Linked DNA regions of Homo sapiens: region 2 is linked to region 1. The links are chromatin loops, found by intact Hi-C in ENCODE. Cell type or tissue: right lobe of liver. All regions are shown on one strand. Each heading gives the region's core, and the rest is flanking DNA. Links, peaks and the distances in the headings are about the cores only. Region 1 holds the start of SPRN (shadow of prion protein). Region 2 has its middle 10 kb from the start of SYCE1.

Region 1 (4,610 bases), core at 2,085-4,584:
CTATGGCTTTTTATGTCTTAATATGACATGGTGAGTTACTCTTCTTTGATCTTCTTTTTCAAAATTATTTTATTAATAGTTATTTTAGGCCTTTATTTTTCCATATAGACTTTAGAAACTTTTGGGCTCTGTGCTATTTTGTTACTACCATAACAAAGTGCCACAGACAGGGTGGCTTAAACAACAGAAATTTGTTTTCTCACAGTTTGGCAGGGTTGGTTTCTTCTGCAGCCTCTCTTCTTGGCTTGTAGACACCATCTTCTCCCTATGTCTTCACAGGGCCATCCCACAGTGGGTGTCTGGGTCCTGAGTTGCTCTTGTTAACGACATCAAGCTCACCTCACCTCATTTAACCTTAGTCACCTCTTTAAGGTCCTATTTCCAAATGCACCCACCCCCACAGTATTAGGGGTTGGGACTTCAATGCATGAATTTGAGGGAGACACGGTTCAGCTCATAACAGAGTCTTTTAAAAATTATGTAAAGATTTTTATTGTAATTTCATTAAATTTATGGATCAATTTGTGGTGAACTGTCACCTTCACAATATCCTGTGCATCCTCCATTTATGCAGATTTTCTTTTATATTCTTTAATAACTTTAGGATGTTCTTCATAGAGGTCTTTTACATTGCGGACTGTGGTGAATGGCTTTTTTTTTTTTTTTTTTTTTGGAGGAGGAGTCTTGCTCTGTCACCCAGGCTGGAGTGCAGTGGCGCAATCTCAGCTCACTGCAACCTCCACCTCCTGGGTTCAAGTGATTCTCGTGCCTCAGCCTCCCGTGTAGCTAGGATTACAGGCATGTACCACCATGACTAGCTAATTTTTGTAATTTTAGTAGAGACGGGGTTTCACCATTTTGACCAGTCTGGTCTCGAACTCCTGGCCTCAGGTGATCTGCCCGACTCGGCCTCCCAAAGTGCTAGGATTACAGGCATGAGCCATCGTGCCAGACTATGAATGGCTTTTTATCTTATATTTTTTAAAGCTATTTTTTGTTCTGGTAGAGAAATTCTACCATCTTTTAAATCTAAGGTATACATCTGGCTGCAAGTCTAGGGAGTACCTGCTTAATACAGGGATGAGATGTGAGACACCCAGCAGTGCAGAGTGGCAGAGCAGCACCGCTGTGTGCCGGGGACAACCCCACCCTCCACCCGCCTAGCCGCTGACCCAGCATCCTGGGGTCTTCCGATGGCAGGAGCCACCCTTGGCACCAAGTCCCACTCCCAGCAGGAAAAAGGGGGAAAGGACAATAGCACACAGGTTCTACGCAGCCCCTCTCCTTAGGGGGGACGGAGGCTCTCCCAGGAGCCCCCGACACCCTCAGTTGCAGGTTTCACCAGCTATGCCTATGTCCTGTGGCCTCTGCCAGCTGCAGCACTTGTGGTGGAATCAGGTCTCAGGGCTACAGCTGCAGGAGCCACCCCACCTTCCATGGTACAATCAGGTCTCAGGGCTGCAGCTTCAGGAGCCACCGTGCCTTCAACGTGCTGTGTTCTTCTTGGTGGCAGCTCTGCCAATGCTGTGTTAAACAGAAGCGGTGAAAGTAGGCAATCTTCTCATTGGTTCGTATTTTTAAAAATACATTTAAAAGCTCTCCACTACGTATGTCTTCTGAGATTAGCCTTTATCAAAGAAAACATTTCACTTCTATGATGAGTTTTCTCAACATGTTTCACCACAAACGAATGTTGATTGAAATCAAATGCTTTGTCTTTCTCTGTAGAAAACCGTATTTTTTGCCTTTGGTCCACTAATAGGTAAAGCACACTGACATATATCATGACATAAAACCACCCTGAACCTGACCTGATCATGGTGATTTGCTTTCTGATGTGCCGCTGGACTCATTGTGCTGCTGCTTTATTTAAAACTTTCATGTCTCTACTCAAACATAAAACAGCCTAAATGTTTCTCTTGCGCTTCTCTTATACACCCTAAGATACATCCTATACATCTTAAGATAGAAGGCTTCTGGAATCATAAAATCAGCTGGAGCACCGCCTCCCCCTTCCTTTTCCCATTCTGTGTTCTCGGCCTTGGAACAACTGTTAGATGTTAGAGCCCAAAATGGATCCCCTGGGTCTATCCCCTTTTCTTTCATATTTGCTGCCTTTTTGCCAGAAACATTTCCTTAAATATACAATTCCATCCTTCTGTTGGTTTTTTTTTTTTGCAGTAATTTTTTAATCTCAAAAGTGTCTTTTTTGTCTTATTTCATCTTCACAGTTTCCTGTTCTTATTATATAAATATATCTCCCTAATCTGAGTCTATGGATTGGAGTTTTATCCAATCCATTCATTCCAATGATTGGAATGATTGGAGTCATTCACATTTCTCAATCCATTTATTTTCCGTTTCTTTGCCTGGTCTTTCTTTTATGTGATGCAGCTCTCCTTGAATGTCTGATACATTTTCATCCTTTAAAATGAAGCCGATGGGTGACAGGAAGACGTGCTTCCATGAAAGGCAGTGTTTCACTCCGGAACCTCAGCTCCCGCACGCTGGATCCAGATCCACAGCATCCCCAGGACCTCTTCTCCCCTCTGGGTCCTGCCCCCATCTCACTGGCTCCCATCTCAGATTCCCTGTGAGGCTCCACGCTTGGCTTCACATGCAAAGTCTAGGGGTGAGGGGCCCCTCCCAGCCTCTCAGCTGGCAGTCCTGGGCCTGTGCTGGGAAACATGCCCTCCCCGCCCGCAGCCGGAGGAGCCGCATGGCTGTCTTGAGTGGAGGTCACACATCCCCTCCCAGGGCCAGGGGAGGGAACGGTCACAGATGTTCCTCATGAGCCAAAAATAAGCAAGGTCTGGCTGCGGTGCTGTCCACTGCCGGCTCCAGCACCAGGGGTTGCCCAAGAACCCCCTTGACTCCTTGGGGTAAGCAGCTCACTGCTGGCTGTCCTGTGTGTGATGGGGAAGGGGGACTCAACCCGAGTGTGCAGACCTATGATGACCCCCGCTCCCACCTCCACGTCCCATGGCCACGGCCCCTCCCTTCCAAGCTCCTTCTGCCTGATGGGCAGCACCCCCTCCCGTCTGGAGTCTGCCGGGGCCCTTCCTGCTCTCCTTCTTAATTTATTTTCTGTCTTGGAGGGAAGCTGGGTGCACCTGCTCAGGTGGCCCCCTAGGGCCAGAAGACCTGTCAGTCACTTTCAAATACATGTTCTTTCCAGCTCTTCCTTGCCAAAGGTTCTAAAAACACTGTTGTCCGTCTCACCCAAAAAGCTAAGCTTCTGTCCAATCCTTAACGGTAGCTATAAATGAGAAGCATAAGCTTGGTTTCCTTCTAACATCCGGCAAGTTAGAAGATAGAACGTATTTCTTCACTTATTCATCACATATTTGCAGGGCACCCCTACGCGGGACAGCAGAGGTCCCAGGCCGGTGCTGCACCCGGAGCCAGGCTCGGAGCTGGCCGTGCGCCCTCAGCTGAAACTCACCGGAGGCGCGGCCGCCCTGGGCTGAGAAGACGCCGTCGGCCCAGGTGGCATCAGAACCCACAGGAGGAAGACAGCCAGCCCAGGAGGAGCCATGGGGGGCCTCTGGGGATCGCAAGGGTCGACCCCATCCTCCCTGAAACAAGGCCGGAGGTTGAGGAGGTCTCCGCCCGGCCCCGCAGCTGACAACCGGTGGAGAAACCGCACCTGCCACGGGAGGGGCCGCGGGGTGGGCTCGAGCCACCATGGGGCTGGTACAAGCACCCTCTCCGCTCAGGACCTCGGCCCTCATCCCAGGGCACCAGGGCTCACAGGGGGATGGGCCCGGGTGGGGACGAGGGTGTGGAGGGGCAGGAAGCACGGCGGGTGGAGCGGGGCCGGGTGCGGGGGTCGCGGGGGACCGCGGGGACGGGGCCTTGTGATGCAGGAGACGGAGGGGGCTGGTGACGGAGGACGGGAGGCCGCAAGGATGGGGGACGCGACATCCTTTTCCCCTCCCACCGGCTCACCAGGGATGCGCCTCCGCGACTGCCCGCCCCAATCCCAGGGCGGAGGCCTCGCGCAAAACCCAGGCGCCGCGGCTCCGCGCTCCGGCTGAGGGTCCGCGCCGCCGCCCGCCCGCTCCTTCCCGCTCGGCCGCGGCCTCAGGGACGGATACTCCAGCGCGCGGTTCCAACCGAGGCCCGTGGCGGGTAAGGCCGGGAGGCTGGGGCGGGTACGGGGCCGGGAGCGAGGGGCGGCGCGGGGAGGGGATGCAGCTGTCGCCCGCACAGCCGTGTCTGGACGCGGCCCCGCAACTCGACCCCGTCCCGCCCCCAGCCAGCTGCTGAACTAGGCGGCCGGGGACGGCATTGAGCGCCGGGCGCGCGCGGGAGGGACTGCCCCTGGGGCACGGGTCTGCTGGGGCGGAGTCCGCACGATGTCAGCAGCCGCTTGTCCTCCGCAGCATCCGCAAGGCCCGCACCCAGGCTTTGGCCCCAAAGGTGGGGACCAGGCCCAGGCACGGCCCGTCCCCGTTCCAGACCCTGATCTGAGCCAGCTCTTGGTCCCGGCTACCGCGTCCTCCAAACACAACGCCCCTCCCCCCATGCCGCCTCCCCCCGCCCCCCACATCCCAGCAACGCGTGCAGAGCTCCCTCCCCCAGGCTTGCTCCCCCGCCCGGGCCTG
Region 2 (11,001 bases), core at 5,208-7,707, 150 kb before region 1:
GACATTTAAGTCTGCAAAGGTTACTGCTGTCTTTTTGTTTGTCTGTGCCCTGCCCCCAGAGGTGAAGCCTACAGAGGCACGCAGGCCTCCTTGAGCTGTGGTGGGCTCCACCCAGTTTGAGCTTCCCGGCCGCTTTGTTTACCTAATCAAACAACGAACTCGGCAATGGCGGGCACCCACCCCCCGCAGCCTCACTGCCACCTTGCAGTTTGATCTCGGACTGCTGTGCTAGCAATAAGTGAGGCTCCGTGGACTTAGGACCTCCGAGCCAAGTGTGGGATATAATCTCCTGGTGTGCCGTTTTTTAAGCTGGTTGGAAAAGTGCAGTATTAGGGTGGGAATGACCCGATTTTCCAGGTGCCCTCTGTCACCCCTTTCTTTGACTAGGAAAGGGAATTCCCTGACCCCTTGTGCTTCCCGGGTGAGGCGATGCCTCGCCCTGCTTCAGCTCGCGCACGGTGCGCTGCACCCACTGTCCTGCACCTACTATCTGGCACTCCCCAGTGAGATGAACCCGGTACCTCAGTTGGAAATGCAGAAATCACCTGTCTTCTGTGTCGCTTACGCTGGGAGCTGTAGACCAGAGCTGTTCCTATTTGGCCATCTTGGCTCCTCTCCTTTTTTTTTTTTTTTTTGAGATGGAGACTCACCATCACCAACGCTGGAGTGCAGTGGCGAGATCTCAGCTCACTGCAACCTCTGCTTCCTAGGTTCAAGATATTCTCCTGCCTCAGCCTCCCCAGTAGCTGGGATTACAGGCACACACCACGATGCCTGGCTAATTTTTTGTATTTTTAGTAGAGACGGGGTTTTGCCATGTTGTCCAGGCTGGTCTAGAATTCCTGACCTCAGATGATCCACCCACGTCATCCTCCCAAAGTGCTGGGATTACTGGCATGAGCTACCATGCCCAGCCAAAAATATCTTTCAAAAACAAAAGTTAAATAAAGAATTGTTCATACATACAAAAGATGAAGGAATATATCATGAGCAGACCACAAGATGAAGGAATATATCATGAGCATTACAAAAAATATTTAGAGAAACCCTCCAGGTAAAAGGCAAATGATGCCAAGTGGAAATAAGGATCTATAAAAAGAAATAAAGAGCACAATGAATGCCAATAGGAATAAATGCACATCACTTTTCCTTATTATTTAAAAGATAAGTATCTGTATAAACAAAAATAATAACAATTTATCGTGGAATTTATAACACATGAACATAAAATGCATGACCACAGTAGCACAAAGGACAGTAGGAGAGAAACGGAAGTACACTATTGTACAGCTTGTATAATATACGTGAAGAAATAACATATCACTTGAAGGTAGAGGATGACAAGTTAAAGGAATACACTAACCCTAAAACAACCACTAAAGTAACAAAAGAAGGAGTTACAGGTCATAGTCAGCAAAGGAGATAAAATGTAATCAGAAAAAGGGAAGAAAAAGATGACAACGGGAACAAAAATCAGACAGGATAAAAAGTAAACAAATAGTAATGTGGTAGAGATTTACTACATTACAAATATTTATGACAGTACAAATAGTAATGTGGTAGATAATAAGTGTAATCATATTAGTAATCACATTAAATGTAAATGGTTAAATACCACAAATAAAAGACAGAGATTATCAGACTGAATAAAAATGCAAGACCCAACTATAGGCTGCCTACAAGAAGCACAATTTAAAAAGAAAGACAGAAGTAGGTTTAAAGTAAAATAATGGTAAAAGGTATATCATGCACTATTTAAAGAAAGCTGCAGTTAATATCAGACAAAGTAGATTTTAAAACAACAAATATTACCAGGCATAAAGCAAATCATTGCATAACTATTAAGGGGTTAATTCTTTAGAGGGACAAAATCATCCTAAGTAGGTATGCACCTAATAACCACCTAAAAATACATGAAGCAAAAACAATATAACATCAAGGAGAAAGAGACAAATCCACAATTAGAACCACAGATTTCAATAAAGATTGAACATCACTATTAACCAGCTTACCTGATTGACATCTACAAGATGTGCCACCCAATAACACAAAATGCACATTCTTTTGGGAGAACACAGATCAATTACCAAGATAGACCCATATTCTAGGCCATAAAATAAATCTCAAATTTAAAACAAAGTATGTTCTCTAATCTCAAGGGAATTAAAATAGAAGTGAACAACAGTGAAATGTCTCCAGGAAATCTCTGAACATTTGGAAACTAAATAACACATTTCCAGATCATCTGGAAACTATCTAATAATGGAACAAACAAACCCTGGATATGCCTCAAAAACACTGTGCTGAGCAGAAACTGGAGACGAAAGAGAAGACGTTGTGTGTTCCACTTATATTACATTCTAGAATGAACAAAACCTATGAAGGAAAGAATCTCAGCAGTGGTTGCCTCAAGGTTGAGAGTCAGGGATAAACTGGGAAAGGGTATGCAGGATGTCTGTGGGGTGACGGAAGTTGGCATCCTGATGCGTCTGGGTTCCAGGCACACACACACATTTATCAAAACCCATCACCTCAACACTAAGCGCATTACTCTGTAAACTGTGCCTCCACAGAGAAATTTAGAAAGGGCTAAAGAATTTCTACAAATCAATAACTAAAAGATGACCCCGTTGGGAGAAATGTACAAAAGACACACAGAAGCAGAAACACACATTGATACCAAATCTGTGGGACAAGCAGGAAAATACGAGTCACCAACACAATGAGACGCTGCTTCTCACCCATTAAAGTGGCCAAGACTGAGAATTCCACGAGACCACCTGCTGGAGAGGGTGGGAGAGCCATAGTAGCTGTGGAGCAGTACAGCCACACTGGGAAAAGAATCTGGTATTTTCTTAGGAGGTTTTGAGTAAAGTTTGACCTCAGCATTCCCATTCTTACGGGTGGATTACAAGAGAAATATTCACACATGACAACCAGGAACCAGGCACAGGAATGTCATCCAGTGCCATTCGCAAGAACAGAGGACTGGGGATCGTTCCAAGTGTCCGTGAACAAAGAATGTGTTATGACTTGCGGTGTAGTCACACCATGGAATATTACACAGGTGTCCGACTGAGTGGAGTGCAGCTGCTGAGAAGAGGGAGAGTCTTGACATGAAAGAGCAAGACCTAGAGGACAGCGCACAGCCCGGGGCTCTGGGTTATGAAGCTTGAATCCAACAAAGCCCCGTGTTTCGGGTCATCAACGTGCTTTCAAGAAAGCAGCCAGAGAATCCCAACGAATGGTCTCTGAGGGTGGGAGAGGGGAGGAGATACGCTCAGGGGTTAGTAATTGTCTATGTCCTGTGCTGAGGGGAGGTTCATGTGCTCTTTGTATTATTTTATAAATAGATGAATAAATGCCATGCATCGAAAAATAAATGAAATGGGTGTTCCAAAGGCAGCCTACTGGGTAGCATTCAGCAGCCCCCACCCTCAAGGGAAGGGCCTCGAGTCTGCGACCTGTCCCAGGTTGGTGTCCCCGGGGTGAGGGCACCGGGAGGGAAGTTTGCATGGAAAGCTCTATTTGCGGCTGAGCAGAGCGTGGGGAGGCCTCCCAGCTCAGCGGGTCCCTCCATGGGCCTGCAGAGCACTTTACAAATCGCTCTGGCAGTCCCATCGGAGTGAAAATTTGCAATGAGAGACTTCCAGGATGGGGAGCAGATAGGGGGTGGGGAGGGCAAGGTCACAAAGGAACCGAATAAGAAACACCAGCGGAGGCAGGTAGAGGCGGGGCCGGGGGAGACGCACCTGCGAGGGAGGCGGGGCCCGCCGTGACCTTGGTCTCCACGCGAAGACCTGGGGGAGGCTGCGCGGATGCACCCAGGGCCCCAGCCCTGAGCCCCAAGGTGCCTCGCTGGCTGGTCCACGTCGCCCGGGGTGCTGTGGGACTGGGGGGGGGGGTGGACGGGGGCGCTGCAGAGGGTCCTCAGCGCTGAGCCTTCGTCGGCCCAGCCCCTCCCCGCAGCCGCCCACGCTGCACCCAGGGCGGGGCCCATGCATCTCCTGAGGCTGGCCAGTGGCGCCCCCCAGCACTCCGTCCTCGCCCCCGCCATGGGTAGGGGTCTCTGAAGTCGTCTCACCAGGTGGGCCTGGAGCAGCCGCCAGCTCAGACCCCCGAGCACCGGTGAGGAAGGGGTGGTAGAAGGCTGGGTCAAGGGTCACCCAGGAATTCCACTTGTCCACGGGGACCCGGCCGCTGCCCAGGCGCAGACAGACCCAGAGGCAGAGTGCGAGGTAGGGGTCTGGGGCTTACATCCCCCGAGAGGGGCGGGGACCTCCCAGAGGAGCTGCTGCACAGGCCTGCGGAGCTCCTTCTCCCACCACTGTCCCAGCTCACCCTCCAACCCCCATCCTGCCCTCAGACACCCAACTGCAGGCAAGTCCAGGAACCAGAACCCCACGCCACACAGACCCATTGGAGGCTCTGAGTGGACAGCTCCCGCCCTTCCCTCGTCCGCCCCTTTGCTGGCTCAGAAAGTACAAGATAAAGATGTCAGGACCTAAAAGGTGGGGAGGAGCCTCCCTCCCCTCTGCAAAACGCCTGGAAGCTTTGTTCACCCGTACAGGGTGCCCCTGGCCCCTGGGGGCCAGCAGGGTTGAGGTCCAGGAAGGGCCCCAAGGCACACAGCCCCGAGAAGGCACGCCAGGCAGAATGGGTCTTCCCTTGCGCTGTGTGTACATCTGGGGGTGTGCACTTGGGTGCATGTGTGTGCACCAGGGTGTGTGTGCAGCTGGGGAGGGACGTGCACTGAGTGTATATGTGTGCACCTGGCCATGTACCTGTGTGTTGGGGCAGGGAAGATTATGCACCTCAGGGCGTATAGGTGTAAGAGGGGGTATACCTGATCATATGAGTGTGTACAGGTCCCAAGGCCCCTTGGCCAGGCGTTAGCTCTGGGTAAGTGGGCATGTTGGGCTGAGAGGTGGGGATGACAGATAAGTATTGCAGCAGGTCCCAAAGGTGCATGGTGGGACAGTCTGTGAGCCTGAGCCCCTGCCCTAAGATCCCAGGAGGGCTTACAGCGCTCTTACCTAGCTCTCACCAGTGGAGCAGGGCTGTGACCCCATCACACACCACAGCCTAGTCTCCCCACTGTTCTGGAGTGCTGAGAAGTGACTTGCCTGACCAGGAGGGCCACGTACAATTCCAGCAATACTGTGGTGACAGAGTTTGTGTTTCTGAGCTTCCCAGAGCTGCACCATCTTCAAGGGCTGCTATTTGGTCACTCCTCATCATCTATGTGGTGACCATCCTAGAGGACCTGGCTGTCGTGGGGACCATCAGAGCCAGCCACCACCTGCACATATCCACACACCTCTTCCTGGCCCAACTCTCGGTGCTGGAGACTCTGTACACCTCGGTCACCGTCCCAAAGCTGTTGGCCGGACTCCCAGCACGAGCGACGACCATCTATCTCCTTCTCGGGGCACCTCACCTGGCTGCTCCTCTTCCTCTCACTCAGCTCCTCTGAGTGCGTCCTCCCGGCCAACATGGACTGTGACTGGCACCCAGTCATCTGCCACCTGCTGCACTACCCAGCCCATCATGGACTCCATGCAGCTGGCTCTGCCTGCACCTGGCCATCAGCGCCCAGCTCAGCAGCTTCCCAGCCTCCTTTGTGTCCACGGCTCTCAACTCCAGCCTGAGGCTCCGCAGCCCCGATGTCCTCAACCACTTCTGTGATATCCCACCCCCGCTAGGGCTCTCTTGCTCCAGCACCACTACCATAGAAATGCGGACTCAGGCAGCCCAGGTGATCCTTGCGGCTTCCCTGCAGGCAACCACGGTCTCCTACACCCACATCCTGGCCAGATCGCTGAGGATTCCAGAAAGGCCCAGCAGCTAAAGGCCTTCCCCACCTATGCCTCCCACCTGGGGTGGCGGCTCCTCTAACCTCATCAAGCTGGTGTCAGGGGTCTACTTGGTTGGGATCCCTCTGCTCAAACCCATCATCTACTGCCTGGGAACTGCAACATCAGGGAGGCCCTGGCCAAACTCCTCCAGGCCCTTCCCCTTTAGAGCTGCAGGAGGGAGAGCTGCCCAATCCCTCTTCCTCCTTCCCTGTGCTCACAGACACTGGTGACCACCCAAGGCAGCCATAGCCCTCTCCCACCAGGGCAGTCAGCAAGTCCTGCCCTCGCCCATATCACCCAGAGTTGCCAAGAGCACAGAGTGGCCACAGGCAAGCATCTCCTTGAGCAGTGGAGGGGCAGAGATGCCAGACCTGGGCCTCAGCACTGCCAGGACAGCTCCTTGCCACAGCAGCTAGGAGCCTCCAGCCCAGGAGAAGCTGGGCCTGGAGCTCACAAGAAGCCCCCTCTCACGGCCTCTCCCCTGACCCTCTCGGATGAACAGCTGCTATGGAGGCCAGCCACTCTGCCCAGTCCTGCAGGCCCAGAGGGATGGTCTCCTTGCCATGAGGTCCCAGCTCCTCAGAGCAGAGCCTGAGGCCAGGTGAGCAAAGGGCTCTGACACATCCAGGCAGCACCACCAAACACACAGGTGTCCCCTTTCCTCAGAAACAGGAATGTCATTTTGTGTCCTTTTATTGAAAACTCCATGGGTCTAATGAATAGACAATGTGCCCTTACCTGGTTTCTCTGCCTTTTCTCTCTGGTGCTTGAGGGCAGAAACTAAGTTGACCAAGCACGTCTCTTCCTATTGGGCTGCGGCACCTGGTTGTGGGGAGGTATCTCTCACTTGATTTCACGGTTTTTCCATGCCCTAATCCCACCTCCCTCATCACAGCCACCCAGTGTGATGCATTCAGCATGTGTCCTTGGAGAGAGAGGTACTCAACAGATGTGTGGTGTTGTGTGTGAGTTTTAAATTTATGTCAATGAGTTTTCACTCTAAATCTTTCTTACTATTTTTGTTTTGTATATTGTGAGCTTATGTCATGAAGTGCATACAGATTTAGAAATGTTTTATCATCTTGGTAAATTTACCTTTCATCACTAAGAGGCATTACTCTTTGTCCCTAGTAGTGCTTTTACCTCAACCTTTGGGTCATAAAGTCTACTTTGTCTGGCATTAATATAGCTACACTGGCTTCTTTTTAGTATTTGCATGGTAACTTTTTTATCTATGCCAATTATTAATCTGCTGCCTCTTAGCTTCTAACCACCCTTCACAGTCAGCTCTGTGATGCTGGGACAGGGACTTGACAAACTGCATTTCTGCTTTGTCACCCACTGCCTCTTTCTGTTGAGAAGCCAGCTGCCAGTCTTACTTTTACTCTTTTGCAGGTAATTTGAGTTTCCCCTGCTTCTGGAAGTTGTTTGGTTTAAAGCTGTCTTACCTAGGTATGCTTTTTTTTGTATTTATTGCACTTGGAGTTTGTAATGCCTCTAGAATTCATGATTTAATTTCTTTCATCAGTTTTTGGAACTGATTGGTGATTATTTCCTTAAATATTACACCTACCTCATTATCTTCTTCCATTGCTTCTATTACATGGCATGTCAGGCCTTTTTATAGTGTACCCTCTGCCTCCTTTTTTTTTTTCTGGATATTTTGATCTTCCATGTTACTAATTCTCTCTCTAGCCATGTCTAATCTTCTGTGTTTTAAAATGTATTTTTTGATTCTAGACTTTCCTTTTTGTCCTTTTAGTTTCCCAGTCTCTTCCAAAATTCTCAATCTTCTTTTATTCCTGTAGACATGGACAGGTTCCTACATGAGCTTCTTAATGGTATCCTTGTTCTCGTGTTGGTCTCTGTCTAATCCTTGCAAAGACTTGGTTGTTTTATTACTATGGCTTTCTACAACGTCTTAATATGACATGGTGAGTTACTCTTCTTTGATCTTCTTTTTCAAAATTATTTTATTAATAGCTATTTTAGGCATTTATTTTTCCATATAGACTTTAGAAACTTTTGGGTTCTGTGCTATTTTGTTACTATCATAACAAAGTGCCACAGACAGGGTGGCTTAAACAACAAAAATTTGTTTTCTCACAGTTTGGCAGGGTTGGTTTCTTCTGCATCCTCTCTTCTTGGCTTGTAGACACCATCTTCTCCCTATGTCTTCACAGAGCCATCCCACAGTGGGTGTCTGGGTCCTGAGTTCCTCTTGTTAACGACATCAAGCTCACCTCACCTCATTTAACCTTAGTCACCTCTTTAAGGTCCTATTTCCAAATGCACCCACCCCTGCAGTATTAGGGGTTGGGAATTCAATGCATGAATTTGAGGGAGACACTGTTCAGTTCATAACAGTCTTTTAAAAATTATGCAAAGATTTTTATTGTAATTTCATTAAATTTATGGATCAATTTGTGGCAAACGGTCACCTTCACAATATCCTGTGCATCCTCCATTTATGCAGATTTTCTTTTATATTCTTTAATAACTTTTTGATGTTCTCCACAGAGGTCTTTTACATTGCGGACTGTGGTGAATGGCTTTTTTTTTTTTTTTTTTTTTTGGAGAAGGAGTCTTGCTCTGTCACCCAGGCTGGAGTGCAGTGGCGCAATCTCAATCTCAGCTCACTGCAACCTCCACCTCCTGGGTTCAAGTGATTCTCGTGCCTCAGCCTCCCGTGTAGCTGGGATTACAGGCATGTACCACCATGACTAGCTAATTTTTGTAATTTTAGTAGAGACGGGGTTTCACCATTTTGACCAGTCTGGTCTCGAACTCCTGGCCTCAGGTGATCTGCCCGACTCGGCCTCCCAAAGTGCTAGGATTACAGGCATGAGCCATCGTGCCAGACTATGAATGGCTTTTTATCTTATATTTTTTAAAGCTATTTTTTGTTCTGGTAGAGAAATTCTACCATCTTTTAAATCTAAGGTATACATCTGGCTGCAAGTCTAGGGAGTACCTGCTTAATACAGGGATGAGATGTGAGACACCCAGCAGTGCAGAGTGGCAGAGCAGCACCGCCGTGTGCCGGGGACAACCCCACCCTCCACCCGCCTAGCCGCTGACCCAGCATCCTGGGGTCTTCCGATGTCAGGAGCCACCCTCGGCACCAAGTCCCACTCCCAGCAGGAAAAAGGGGGAAAGGACAATAGCACACAGGTTCTACGCAGCCCCTCTCCTTAGCGGGGACGGAGGCTCTCCCAGGAGCCCCCGACACCCTCAGTTGCAGGTTTCACCAGCTATGCCTATGTCCTGTGGCCTCTGCCAGCTGCAGCACTTGTGGTGGAATCAGGTCTCAGGGCTACAGCTGCAGGAGCCACCCCACCTTCCATGGTACAATCAGGTCTCAGGGCTGCAGCTTCAGGAGCCACCGTGCCTTCAACGTGCTGTGTTCTTCTTGGTGGCAGCTCTGCCAATGCTGTGTTAAACAGAAGCGGTGAAAGTAGGCAATCTTCTCATTGGTTCGTATTTTTAAAAATACATTTAAAAGCTCTCCACTACGTATGTCTTCTGAGATTAGCCTTTATCAAAGAAAACATTTCACTTCTATGATGAGTTTTCTCAACATGTTTCACCACAAACGAATGTTGATTGAAATCAAATGCTTTGTCTTTCTCTGTAGAAAACCGTATTTTTTGCCTTTGGTCCACTAATAGGTAAAGCACACTGACATATGTTATGACATAAAACCACCCTGAACCTGACCTGATCATGGTGATTTGCTTTCTGATGTGCCGCTGGACTCATTGTGCTGCTGCTTTATCTAAAACTTTCATGTCTCTACTCAAACATAAAACAGCCTAAATGTTTCTCTTGCGCTTCTCTTATACACCCTAAGATACATCCTATACATCTTAAGATAGAAGGCTTCTGGAATCATAAAATCAGCTGGAGCACCGCCTCCCCCTTCCTTTTCCCATTCTGTGTTCTCGGCCTTGGAACAACTGTTAGATGTTAGAGCCCAAAATGGATCCCCTGGGTCTATCCCCTTTTCTTTCATATTTGCTGCCTTTTTGCCAGAAACATTTCCTTAAATATACAATTCCATCCTTCTGTTGTTTTTTTTTTTTTTTTTTGCAGTAATTTTTTAATCTCAAAAGTGTCTTTTTTGTCTTATTTCATCTTCACAGTTTCCTGTTCTTATTATATAAATATATCTCCCTAATCTGAGTCTATGGATTGGAGTTTTATCCAATCCATTCATTCCAATGATTGGAATGATTGGAGTCATTCACATTTCTCAATCCATTTATTTTCCGTTTCTTTGCCTGGTCTTTCTTTTATGTGATGCAGCTCTCCTTGAATGTCTGATACATTTTCATCCTTTAAAATGAAGCCGATGGGTGACAGGAAGACGTGCTTCCATGAAAGGCAGTGTTTCACTCCGGAACCTCAGCTCCCGCACGCTGGATCCAGATCCACAGCATCCCCAGGACCTCTTCTCCCCTCTGGGTCCTGCCCCCATCTCACTGGCTCCCATCTCAGATTCCCTGTGAGGCTCCACGCTTGGCTTCACATGCAAAGTCTAGGGGTGAGGGGCCCCTCCCAGCCTCTCAGCTGGCAGTCCTGGGCCTGTGCTGGGAAACATGCCCTCCCCGCCCGCAGCCGGAGGAGCCGCATGGCTGTCTTGAGTGGAGGTCACACATCCCCTCCCAGGGCCAGGGGAGGGAACGGTCACAGATGTTCCTCATGAGCCAAAAATAAGCAAGGTCTGGCTGCGGTGCTGTCCACTGCCGGCTCCAGCACCAGGGGTTGCCCAAGAACCCCCTTGACTCCTTGGGGTAAGCAGCTCACTGCTGGCTGTCCTGTGTGTGATGGGGAAGGGGGACTCAACCCGAGTGTGCAGACCTATGATGACCCCCGCTCCCACCTCCACGTCCCATGGCCACGGCCCCTCCCTTCCAAGCTCCTTCTGCCTGATGGGCAGCACCCCCTCCCGTCTGGAGTCTGCCGGGGCCCTTCCTGCTCTCCTTGTTAATTTATTTTCTGTCTTGGAGGGAAGCTGGGTGCACCTGCTCAGGTGGCCCCCTAGGGCCAGAAGACCTGTCAGTCACTTTCAAATACATGTTCTTTCCAGCTCTTCCTTGCCAAAGGTTCTAAAAACACTGTTGTCCGTCTCACCCAAAAA

The links. Hi-C counts contacts between places; a loop is a spot of excess contacts. Peaks named below come from ENCODE experiments on the same cell type or tissue, not always from the same donor. Only the 100,000 strongest peaks of a DNase experiment are listed, where the experiment ranks them.
Region 2: it touches region 1 in a loop (8-fold over the local background); 25 of 110 quality-filtered maps call a loop at or near these places.

Annotation. Positions count from the first base shown.
Region 1 is chr10:133,423,997-133,428,606 of GRCh38, reverse strand. SPRN (shadow of prion protein) reads left to right here and starts at 3,982. Exons shown (of 2, transcript NM_001391974.1): 1 at 3,982-4,134. It overlaps LOC124902564 (a long non-coding RNA gene), which reads right to left and starts at 4,037. Exons shown (of 2, transcript XR_007062397.1): 1 at 3,446-4,037. RefSeq lists an enhancer at 3,659-4,166. In right lobe of liver, for the core only: no CTCF peak of the experiment used is centred there; no DNase peak of the experiment used is centred there.
Region 2 is chr10:133,570,173-133,581,173 of GRCh38, reverse strand. It overlaps the pseudogene OR6L1P. Among named protein-coding and RNA genes, the nearest start is that of SYCE1, 10 kb to the right of the region's middle. In right lobe of liver, for the core only: no CTCF peak of the experiment used is centred there; no DNase peak of the experiment used is centred there.